2 separate regions of the Homo sapiens genome follow, and region 2 is linked to region 1. A link is a contact called in ENCODE Hi-C or POLR2A ChIA-PET data. All regions are on one chromosome and are shown on one strand. The core of a region is the stretch at or near the end of the contact, and the rest is flanking DNA. Distances in the headings are between cores, read along the strand shown.

What was found. Hi-C counts contacts between places; a loop is a spot of excess contacts on that map. ChIA-PET counts read pairs that join two places held with the same protein, here RNA polymerase II (POLR2A). Pooled maps may share reads with other maps.
Region 2: a pooled map shows a loop between it and region 1 (7-fold over the local background). The contact joins the promoter of CFAP20 here to the enhancer-like site in region 1. A Hi-C loop is called at or near these places in 1 of 37 single-sample maps with no recorded cell type and 2 of 50 pooled maps. POLR2A ChIA-PET finds 5 or more read pairs at or near these places in 1 of 52 experiments (T-cell).

The regions. Positions count from the first base shown.
Region 1 is chr16:53,091,250-53,096,083 of GRCh38, forward strand. All of the region lies in intron 1 of CHD9 (chromodomain helicase DNA binding protein 9), which reads left to right. Among named protein-coding and RNA genes, the nearest start is that of CHD9, 39 kb to the left of the region's middle. RefSeq lists an enhancer at 90-775. Within about 2 kb of position 2,867, at least 32 of the 41 ENCODE cell types and tissues checked have a DNase peak (open chromatin) inside an H3K27ac peak, as active enhancers do.
Region 2 is chr16:58,127,299-58,132,132 of GRCh38, forward strand. It overlaps CFAP20 (cilia and flagella associated protein 20), which reads right to left and starts at 2,083. Exons shown (of 6, transcript NM_013242.3): 1 at 1,734-2,083. The coding sequence starts at 1,817. It overlaps LOC101927556 (a long non-coding RNA gene), which reads left to right and starts at 1,586. Exons shown (of 4, transcript NR_188516.1): 1 at 1,586-2,365. RefSeq lists enhancers at 1,347-2,268, 1,808-1,977, 2,269-3,189 and silencers at 1,608-1,747, 2,870-3,107.

The sequences.
Region 1 (4,834 bases), core at 1,617-4,116:
GAGCTGCCAAGAACGCTGGAGTCAGACAGAACTGAGTTCAAATCCCCGGGTGACCTTGGGCAAGCTGCTCTCTCTGCTTCAGTTTCCTCATCTGTAAAAAATGTGACAGTAACAGGATCTGCCTCCTGGGATGATTGTGAGGATTCAGGGAGATACTAACTGTGATGTCCTCACCCCTACATCTGGCAGGTGGGAAGTGCTTAAGAAATGGTGGCCCTGGAGCCAGGGATCCCCTGCCTTCCCATGGGTGTACTCACAGGGAGGAGGCGAACGCCGTCTCCTTTTGCTCATCCCACCTCCCAAATTAGACCCCTGCCGTAGTTACTCTGACATGACCAAACTGGTTTGGTTTCCTGCAAACTCCTTTTGGACAAGGACTCTGTCTCATTTGTCTTATAACTCCCATGCCTAGTGTGGTCCTGGCACTTACACAGCACTAAATGTTTGGAATAAATAAGTGGAGGATAAAGGAGCAAACGAGTGCCTGGTGGGCAGCATCTGTTCAAGGACTGTTTTCTGAACTCCAGGCAGTTATTTCTGTCCCTTCCATTTTCCCTCTCTCCTTCCTCCCTCCCTCCCTTCCTTCTCTCCTTCCTTCCTTTTGACCTTCCTCTTCAGACCTCCTTTCCTTCTTGCTAAATGGAAAGAGCTTCCTCCTTTCCTTTTCTTGTAATATCCAAGCTGCAAGAGCATCCCTTGAGAGCCCTTCACCCAGCCGAGAGCAGCGATTCCTCTTTCAAATTGAGTCTGTCCCCTGACTCATTCATTAAAATGCATAGGGCATGTGACCAAACTGCATAATGAGTCTCTCATGAGGAAGGCTTGGAGGCAGGGAGATGCTGCCAACTGCAAAGGCAAATACTTCCCCCCCAGCTGTGGATCAGGCTCATTGGCTGTCATACCCTGGGAAGGCTGGGGGCTGCAGTTCATCTCCAGTAAATCAGCCAAGCCCTGGAGAGCTGCAGCCTGGCGCAGGCTGTACGGTCTTGGAAGCTGTGTTGCTTTGGAGAATCCAACCCATGACTTTTCTCAACCTTCTTCCACCCATTTCTAGTTTTTCATTTATTTAAATATACTTTTAACTCCATAGGTGATATGCAAATACATGCTTATCATAAAATATGCAAACATAAAAGAAAACCCCCTTTGATAATGTCTCTGTACTGCTACCTCTCTCGGAGACAAACAACTGTTGTCACTCAGCTCTTTACCTTCCAGGGCCCTTGGGCTGCTGGGTGACAGATGTCCCATGAAGGTGATTTGGGAGCCCAAACACCCTTTTGCCCTCCTGAAGTCCTAGGCCAGTTCTCAGTAAAAACAGTCAACATTCATCTTAAGTGCCTTCTCAGCTCCCTCCCTAGCAAACTCTGTGTCTGTTACGTGTAACCCCTACCCACCCTAAATCCCATCCCTGCAAAAGAACCCCACTCTCCACACTTAGGAAGCAAACAGATAAACTAGATTATTTCCTCATTGGAAATTTAGATTTGACTTTTCCAGAGGCACCTGCACCTTTATTATTATTTATTTATTTATTTATTTATTTAGAGAAAGGATCTCACTTTGTCATCCAGGCTGGAGTGCAGTGGTGTGACCAAGGCTCCCTGCAGCCTCAATCTCTCAACCTTAAGTGATCCTCCCATTTCAGCCTCTCGAATAGCTGGGACTACAGGCGTGCACCACCACACCCAGCTAATTTTTGCATTCTTTGTAAAAATGGGGTCTCACTATGTCGCCAGGGCTGGTCTCAAACTCCTGAGCGCAAGCCATCCTCCTGCCTTTGCCTCCCAAAGTGTTGGGATTACAGGCATGAGCCATTATGCCCTGCTGCATCTGCACTTTAATATTGGATTCTTGAAGAGTGAGAAAGATATCAAAATTCAGTGACTCTCATCATTGCCTCTCAGGCACTAGGGCCACCCCTATGTTCCATTTTTAGGTGGTGAGCCTCTCTGAATCTGCAAATTCATATCACTTTGGTCACAACCTATTCAGCTAGCTATGTGGCCTTAGGAAAATCACTGACTTCTCTGAATCGCATTAACTCATCTGCAGAATGTGAATAACAATAGTACCCCCATTTATTGGGTTGTTGTAAAGCTTAGATGGGATTATCTATTACAGCCCTAAGCACTATGCGTGGCACATAGCCAAGATGCAATTAATGTTAGGGATTATCATCATCATCATTATTTTTACTCTAATCTGTCATAACCCAATTCGCTCATTCAAGAACTATTTATTGAGCACCTGCTATGTGCCAGGCATTGTCCTTGACCCTGAGAGTAGGGCAGTGAAGGAGTCATACAAGGTTCCTGCCTTCTAGGGGCTTACATTCTAGTACAAATGTACCACACCTTTCTGTTTGATAAGCACTTTCTTCCCCATTGTGTCATGTTGTTCTCACTAATGCCTTTCAATCAGGCAAAGGCGGTATGATTGTCCGCATTGTACAGATAGAAAGCTGAGGCTTAGAGAATTAAGCTAACAGAGATAGCTAGAAAGTGGCCAGGTACAACTTGATCTAGGGTCCTCCTGGCTCGTTTCTGTGCTCTCTCATGATGGACACTGATGATTGTTTTGGGGTGAGGGGCATGGAAGCAGCTCTCAGAGCCTTGAGAGCTCTGACCCACCAGCAGAAGCACAAAAGAGAACCAGGGACTGGCTTTGGTTCGATTGCGAGTGTCCCAGTTAGTTCTGTCCATGAAGTCTGTCAATGACTGGGCCTAACAATGTGTGCCTCTGCCCGGTGTCAGCCTTGGGGGCCTGGAGGAGACTTTATCTTAAGGAAAAAGTGCTTGCTTCAGCACATGGCCAGTGGGGCCTGGCTGTGACAGCAGGCAGCTCTGCTGTGGCAGCTCAGCTGTCTGAGAGCACTTCCCCTTGGGTTCCCCGCAGAGCAGGAGAGAAGGTGTCTAGGCCTATGGGCTTGGTGACCAAACTGCATGGTTTCTGGTAGTGTGCCTGGAACTCCTGCTGTGCAAGATTTCCTATATACACCCAGCATCCGCCTAGTCTGGGCTGGGCGGGGCAGGGCTGATCCTGTCTGAGAACACAGGAACTGGAAGTCTGTACCGGGGCAGGTGGCAGGGGCAGGCCTGGCAAAGACCCAGGGAGAGGACACCAAGGGCCAGCCACCGCACAGAGAGACCAGTGACTGAACATGGCTGGGCCGGGGTGTTTCCCAGCCCCGTCACAGTGAAAACTCACCCGTACCCGGTGACCCCAGGTGACAATTCTGAACCTGCAACAGCAGTGCATAACTGATAGTGTCACCTCTGCCTAATCCTCCTGGAAACACACACACACCCTGCTTTATTTCCCGTCTCTCAACACCCTTCCTTATGGGTACTTCATACCAGTCCCAAGAGCAGGCTTTTGTTTACTTTTTCTTTTTTTTTTTTTTTTGAGATGGAGTCTTCCTCTGTCGCCCAGGCTGGAGTGCAATGGTGTGATCTTGGCTCACTGAAACCTCTGCCTCCCGGGTTCAAGTGATTCTCCTCCCCCAGCCTCCTGAGTAGCTGGAATTACAGGCATGCACCACCACACCCCACTAATTTTGTATTTTTAGTAGATACAGGGTTTCGCCACGTTGGTCAGGTTGGTTTTGAACTCCTGACCTCAGGTGATCTGCCCGCCTCAGTCTCCCAAAGTGCTGGGATTACAGGCGTGAGCCACCGCGCCCGGCCTTGTTTTCCTTTTTACTGAATTTAAGTGCTTAGGGTTATTCACAATATTTGACTCATGACATTCTTTCATCTTCAGTTGGACCTTGTGCAACCTGCATCTGGTAATTTGTTATTTATCTGTTTGTGTATTTCCTTATAATACAGTCACTCCACTGCACGTTCTTCCCCTGTGTCCTCCCTTCCTATTACTTTGCCTTCCCCACCCTATTCTGAATATTGAGTTCATCATTCCTTTGCTCCTCTAAAAACTAATGCTTTTTCAAATATTTTTCTAAAAGCCATATTGTTTAGATTTGTTGTTTTTTCTTGTGTAAAGGAATATCCTGGCTAGGCGCAGTGGTTCATACCTATAATATCAGCACTTTGGGAGGGGGAGGCAGGAGGATCACTTGAAGCCAGGAGTTCAAGACCAGCCTGGGCAACACAGCAAGACCCTGTCTCTACAAAAAAATTTTTAAAATGTAGCTGGGCGTGGTGGTGTGTGCCTGTAGTCCCAGCTACTTGGGAGGCTGAGGCAGGAGGATTGCTTGAGCCCAGGAGATTGAGGCTGCAGTGAGCCATGATAGTGCCACTGCACTCCAACTTGGGCAACAGAGCAAGACCCTGTCTCTAAAAAAAAAAATTAAAATTAAAACAAAAAAGAATATCCTGCTATATGCAGCTTTCTTGGGTATACTTTTTTCTCATAATATTATGTGGCTAAAACTCACCCATAGCGTAGCATTCAGCTACGGTCCACTTGTTGTCCCTGCTCTATTGCAGTTCTCCCTAGTATGTTCCATGGGAATTTACTGAATCTCCTGTTAGTGGACATTTGGGTTGTTACCAGCTTTCCATGACTTTGAACACGCTAAGCTGATCATTTTTGTCTGTGTCTCCAGGGAAACAATGTGAATTTATCAATTTACAATCCCAGTAACAACAAACATATAAATATCCAATTGATCTGTGTTCTTTCCAACAATTTGGTATTATCAAGCTTCTTAATTTTTTCCAACTGAAAGGGTATTAAGTGACATCTCATTGTGATCTCTTCATGGTTATTGCCTTTCCAAATATGGTTTACAGTGGTCAGTTGGTGGAGCAGTGGGGGTCATCCTGCAAGGGGACTGTGAAGATTTTTTTTTTTTTTTTTTAGAGATAGG
Region 2 (4,834 bases), core at 833-3,332, 5.0 Mb after region 1:
TTCTGAGGCCTCCCTACTACTGGAATTCTTTCAGCTTTAGTAAGTTCTCTATCTGCTCTGAAAACCTCTCCTCCTAGGTCAAGTCCCATTCTCGATTTCAATTGCCTTATACTGACACTTTGTTACAATTCAGTTTCCAAATTCCACTGGCACAGAGGGCCCCCCTCTCTTCATGCCTTCTGACAGCCCATAACTGAGTCAAGTGACAGCTGGGAAGCCAACCTCCTTACGGAGTTCCCAGGCACCCTGGGCTCTCTTTGTACAGATGCAATTTACAGTTTACAATGCTTTATTCCATTGTGAAAAAATACATGAAACTAAAAACCTCAGTAACGCAGCAACGTTAAGGAACTGCTTTCCTGTACTCTGGCACTAGCTCTAGCTTGTGGATAGAATCATCTGAAAGAGAAGAGATGGGCAGATTTTACATACACAAAGGCCCAACTTCATTATATTCAGATTTTTCAACTATCTTATGAAAGTAACACTATGGACACACCATCCTAAAAGCTGCCCTCAGAACGCAGAGTTCCCTAGTGGTGACAGGCAGAAAGCTGCTCATGTTCTCTCCCAACTTTATGTGGCCCTCATAAAGAGCTCTCATGTGTGGATAAGGGAATACAGAGACGTGTTCCAAGATAAAATTCAAAATTCTTGGCTTCATTACCAATAAATCCTACTGAGATTATTCCACATGCATCTCTCTAAAAAGCAGCATTCGGCATACCCACACTCGCCATTCTCCCAGAGAGCAGTACTAAGAATATGACTTAAATTTCACATTGGAGTGCCTCCCGTAACTTATATTCAAGAAATAGTACAGCTGATTGCCTGGGAATTTGCATGAAGAACGAAATACCAAAGTAATAAAATGCAGACCAATTCATAGACAGCTAGATCTTTCTTCACATCTGCAAAAAACAGATTCATCATCTCGTGGGGCCAAACACATATCATCTAGTGGATGCCTGAATAAAGATGAGGCCTGTACTTGGCTCTGAGTTTATTAATCCAAACAAGACTTTGACTGTCAGCATTCTGCAGTTTTCCTGATGGAGAAATCAGGCACCGAGGGCATAGTACAGGCAAGTCACAGTGAGTGTGGAGCAGGTGCCAAGGGCCACTGAATTCTGACTTATTTGGGATCAGTGGGAGGAAGGGAGCAAATGAATGCAATTTAAACATCACTGGCTTGGCCGGAGTCTTTCTGTCTGCTCCTCTGTAAGGGTGCCTGAACAAAGGCTCTGTGTCTAGTGCCCAGCACCGTGCCTGGCACAAAAACGGATATCAGTAAATATTTGGAATTCGTGAATAGCAGGTCCTTTCATCTTTACATCCCCAAAGCTCCTTCAAATAAGTTCGTGCATTTCATGCTACGAGATGGGCACCATCAACCCCATTATATTGGTGGGGAAACAGTGGCTCAAAAGAATGGACTGACCGACCAAGTCAAGACAGCAGCGAGGGTCGCGGTCCTAACCACACCACAGCTGCAGGACACTTAGATCTCAGCCACGCCCACCCACATGCACCGCCCCCCCCCCACCTCCTCCGCTGCTTACACGACGCCCCCACCTCGCGCCCCAGTCCCGCCAGGCTGGGGACAAGGCACAGCAGCGTCCTCTCGGCCTCTCCCAGGCCCCAATTCGACACAACCATTCCCCGTCCCCAGCCCCCGGACGAGGAGGGGGTGCAGCCCCTCCACCCCGCCCCGTCGCCGCCCCTAGCCCGACCTTTTTGTCCCAGATTTGCAGAGGCTTGCTGCCGATGCTGTAGAGGATGGAGAGGAAGCCGCTCTGGAACGTGTTTTTGAACATCTCGCCGGCGGCCTTCTCCTAAGCCGCCCCCGGAGCCGACCTAGGCCCCGGAGTAGATACAGGCACCGAGCGTCGAGGGCACAGCAGCAGGCCGGCCCTGTTCCGAAGAAGGGTGGTTGAGCTCCTGGCCTCCGGATCTGCAGCCACTGATGGCCGGACTCGGACGCGGCAACGCTAAGTCCGCGATCTTCAGCTCCTAAGCTGCGAGCTCAGAACGGAAACCACAGCAACTACCGTCCGCGCCGCGGTATTTCCCCGCCTTCAATGGAGGCGGAGGGCCGCCCGTTGCTTAAAATGAATCCCTCCGCCCATCTGAGCCCGCCCCCCGGGAGCGCGGGGCCCAATCCCGTTACAAGGACCACGGACTTCCGTTTCGTTCCGCCTGTAAGTCCCGCCTGGTCCCGCCTCCTCCTGAAAAGAGCTCAGTTGTCAAGGAACTATTTTTCTTGCCGTCGTCCCAGAGATGCCTTTGGAAAAGCGGAAGGGCACGGAGGGTTCTGGAGTTCGTTGCTGGCACCTGCGTGGTGTCATGAGAACGTGGCGGGGCGGTGAGTGACGTGAGGGGGCGTGACGGCCAGGCCGGGAGTAGTTGCCCGCGCGGGAGAACAGGGGCTGCGCAGGGAAAGCGGCTTTGAAAAAGAGCTTCTTGGCGTCGGGCGGACGCCCAACACATGCTTGTCGGCCAAGTACAGGATAAGGTTAAAGGGAACTAACCAATATTCAGCACTAACTGTGATAAGCGCCTAATATACATCCCTGCCTGTCATTATTCACATTGTGGCATGCAGTCAAAGCGACACTCTGAGGAAAATGTATCGCCTTAAATACATTGATTAGAAAATAAGAAAGCCCGAACATGATTAGGCCGGGCGCGGTGGCTCACGGCCGAAATCCCAGCACCTTGGGAGGCCGAGGCAGGCGGATCGCTTGAGTCCAGGAGTTCAAGACCAGCCTGGGCAAAAAAGCGAGACCCTTCCTCTACAAAAAAATACAAAAATCAGCCGGGCGTGGTGGCGCGCGCCTGTAATCCCAGCTACTTGGGGGGCTGAGGTGGGATGATCCCTTGAGCCCGGGAGGAGGAGACTGCAGTGAGCCGAGACCACGCCACTGCACTCCAGCCTGGGCGACAGAGCGAAACCCGGTCTCAAATAAATAAATAATCCTGAACATTAAGATAAAGGCAGACATTCATAAACAAAATTAAGAAAGTTGAGTTGAACCAACAGCTGATTTTTATTTTATTATTTATTTGTTTATTTATTTTTGAGACAGGATCTCGCTCTGTCACCTAGGCTGGAGTGCAGTGGCGCGATCATGGCTCACTGCAGCCTCGACCTCCCCTGCTCAGCCTATCCTTCCACCCAGTCTCCAGAGTAGCTGACTACAAGCGTGGGCCACCATGCCTGCGTTAATTTTTTGTTTTTGTAGAGACAGGGTTGCACTGTGTTGCTCAGGCTGGTCTCAAACTCAGGCTGGTCTACACTCCAGCCTGGGCAACACAGTCTCTGAAAAATAAAAATAAAAATTAATACGGCTGGGCGCGGTGGCTCACGCCTGCAATCCCAGCACTTTGGGAGGCTGAGGCAGGTGGATCACGAGGTCAAGAGATCGAGACCATTCTGGCTAACACGGTGAAACCCCGTCTCTACTAAAAATACAAAAAATTAGCCGGGCGTGGTGGCGGGCACCTGTAGTCCTAGCTACTCGGGAGGCTGAGGCAGGAGAATGGCGTGAACCCATGAGGCAGAGCTGGCAGTGAGCTGAGATCACGCCACTGCACTCCAGCCTGGGTGACAGTGAGACTCCGTCTCAAAATAAATAAATTAATAAATTAATTAATACCTAGAATATTTTAGAAAACATAAAGTAAGCTACATTTTGAGTGTAAAGGGAAATCTCAAATGTTGACATAGTCACTGAGCATCTACCTAAATATTGTATTTTTTGCCTAGGCCTGTGCTGGGTGGTATGGCTGATAGAAAAGGAGTCTGTAGCTAATATCATCATTATTAGCAGTTTTTGTCCATTATAGCAGTAAGTTGAACATTTACTATGTGTCAGGCACTATATATTAACACCTTAGCATGTATTAACTCATTCAGTCCTCACATCAGCCCCCTAAATAATCCAGCCAGAATTTCTGGACATAGTGAGAAAATATATGAATCTTATTACTGTAGAAAGTCAAAAACTTTTTATATGAAACTGTCATTTTTGGATGATTTCTGGAGAGGCTATACCTTAGACTGATGAACAATGTATCCTTTGATTTTTATTAAATTGTTAAAAATATCTTAGGCAAAAATTCCAGTTAAGAAAAGCAGACATATTAAAGAAAGAATTGACTGTAGAAGAGTTATTACGATGATTATTCAAATGCTACACACAACTTTACCCCCTTGAAAATCTGTATGAGATAAATTATTTTCTAGGAAAAAAGTGACCAATTTTGGGTCTAGAACTAGAAAACCAAATAAACAATAATCATAGAGGAAAATAAAGGTTGTGATTGCTCCCCTCCAGAAAGGTTCTGAGTCTAATTACTTTATGTGAGTTTACTTTTTTTTCTTTTTCTTTTCTCTCTTCTTTTTTTTTTTTTTTTGAGACAGAGTCTCATACTGTCACCCGGGCTGGAGTGCAATGGAGCGATCTTGGCTCACTGCAACCTCCGCTTCCTGGGTTCAAGCAATTCTCCTGCCTCTGCCTCCTGAGTAGCTGGGACTACAGACGCCCACCACCATGCCCAGCTAATTTTTTGTATTTTTAGTAGAGACAGGGTTTCACTGTGTTGGCCAGGCTGGTCTAGAACTCCTGACCTTGTGACCCTCCATCTCCCAAAGAGCTGGTATTACAGGCATGAGCCACCGCGGCCGGCCAAGTTTACTTTTTTCTGATTAATGTAATCTAATATTAAGTTCATTGAGGAAACTGTGCAAAATAACATTATGATCACTCATAATGCCATTATTCAGAAATAATTGTGTACTTTTGTGTATTGTCTGTTCATGTCTTCCTGT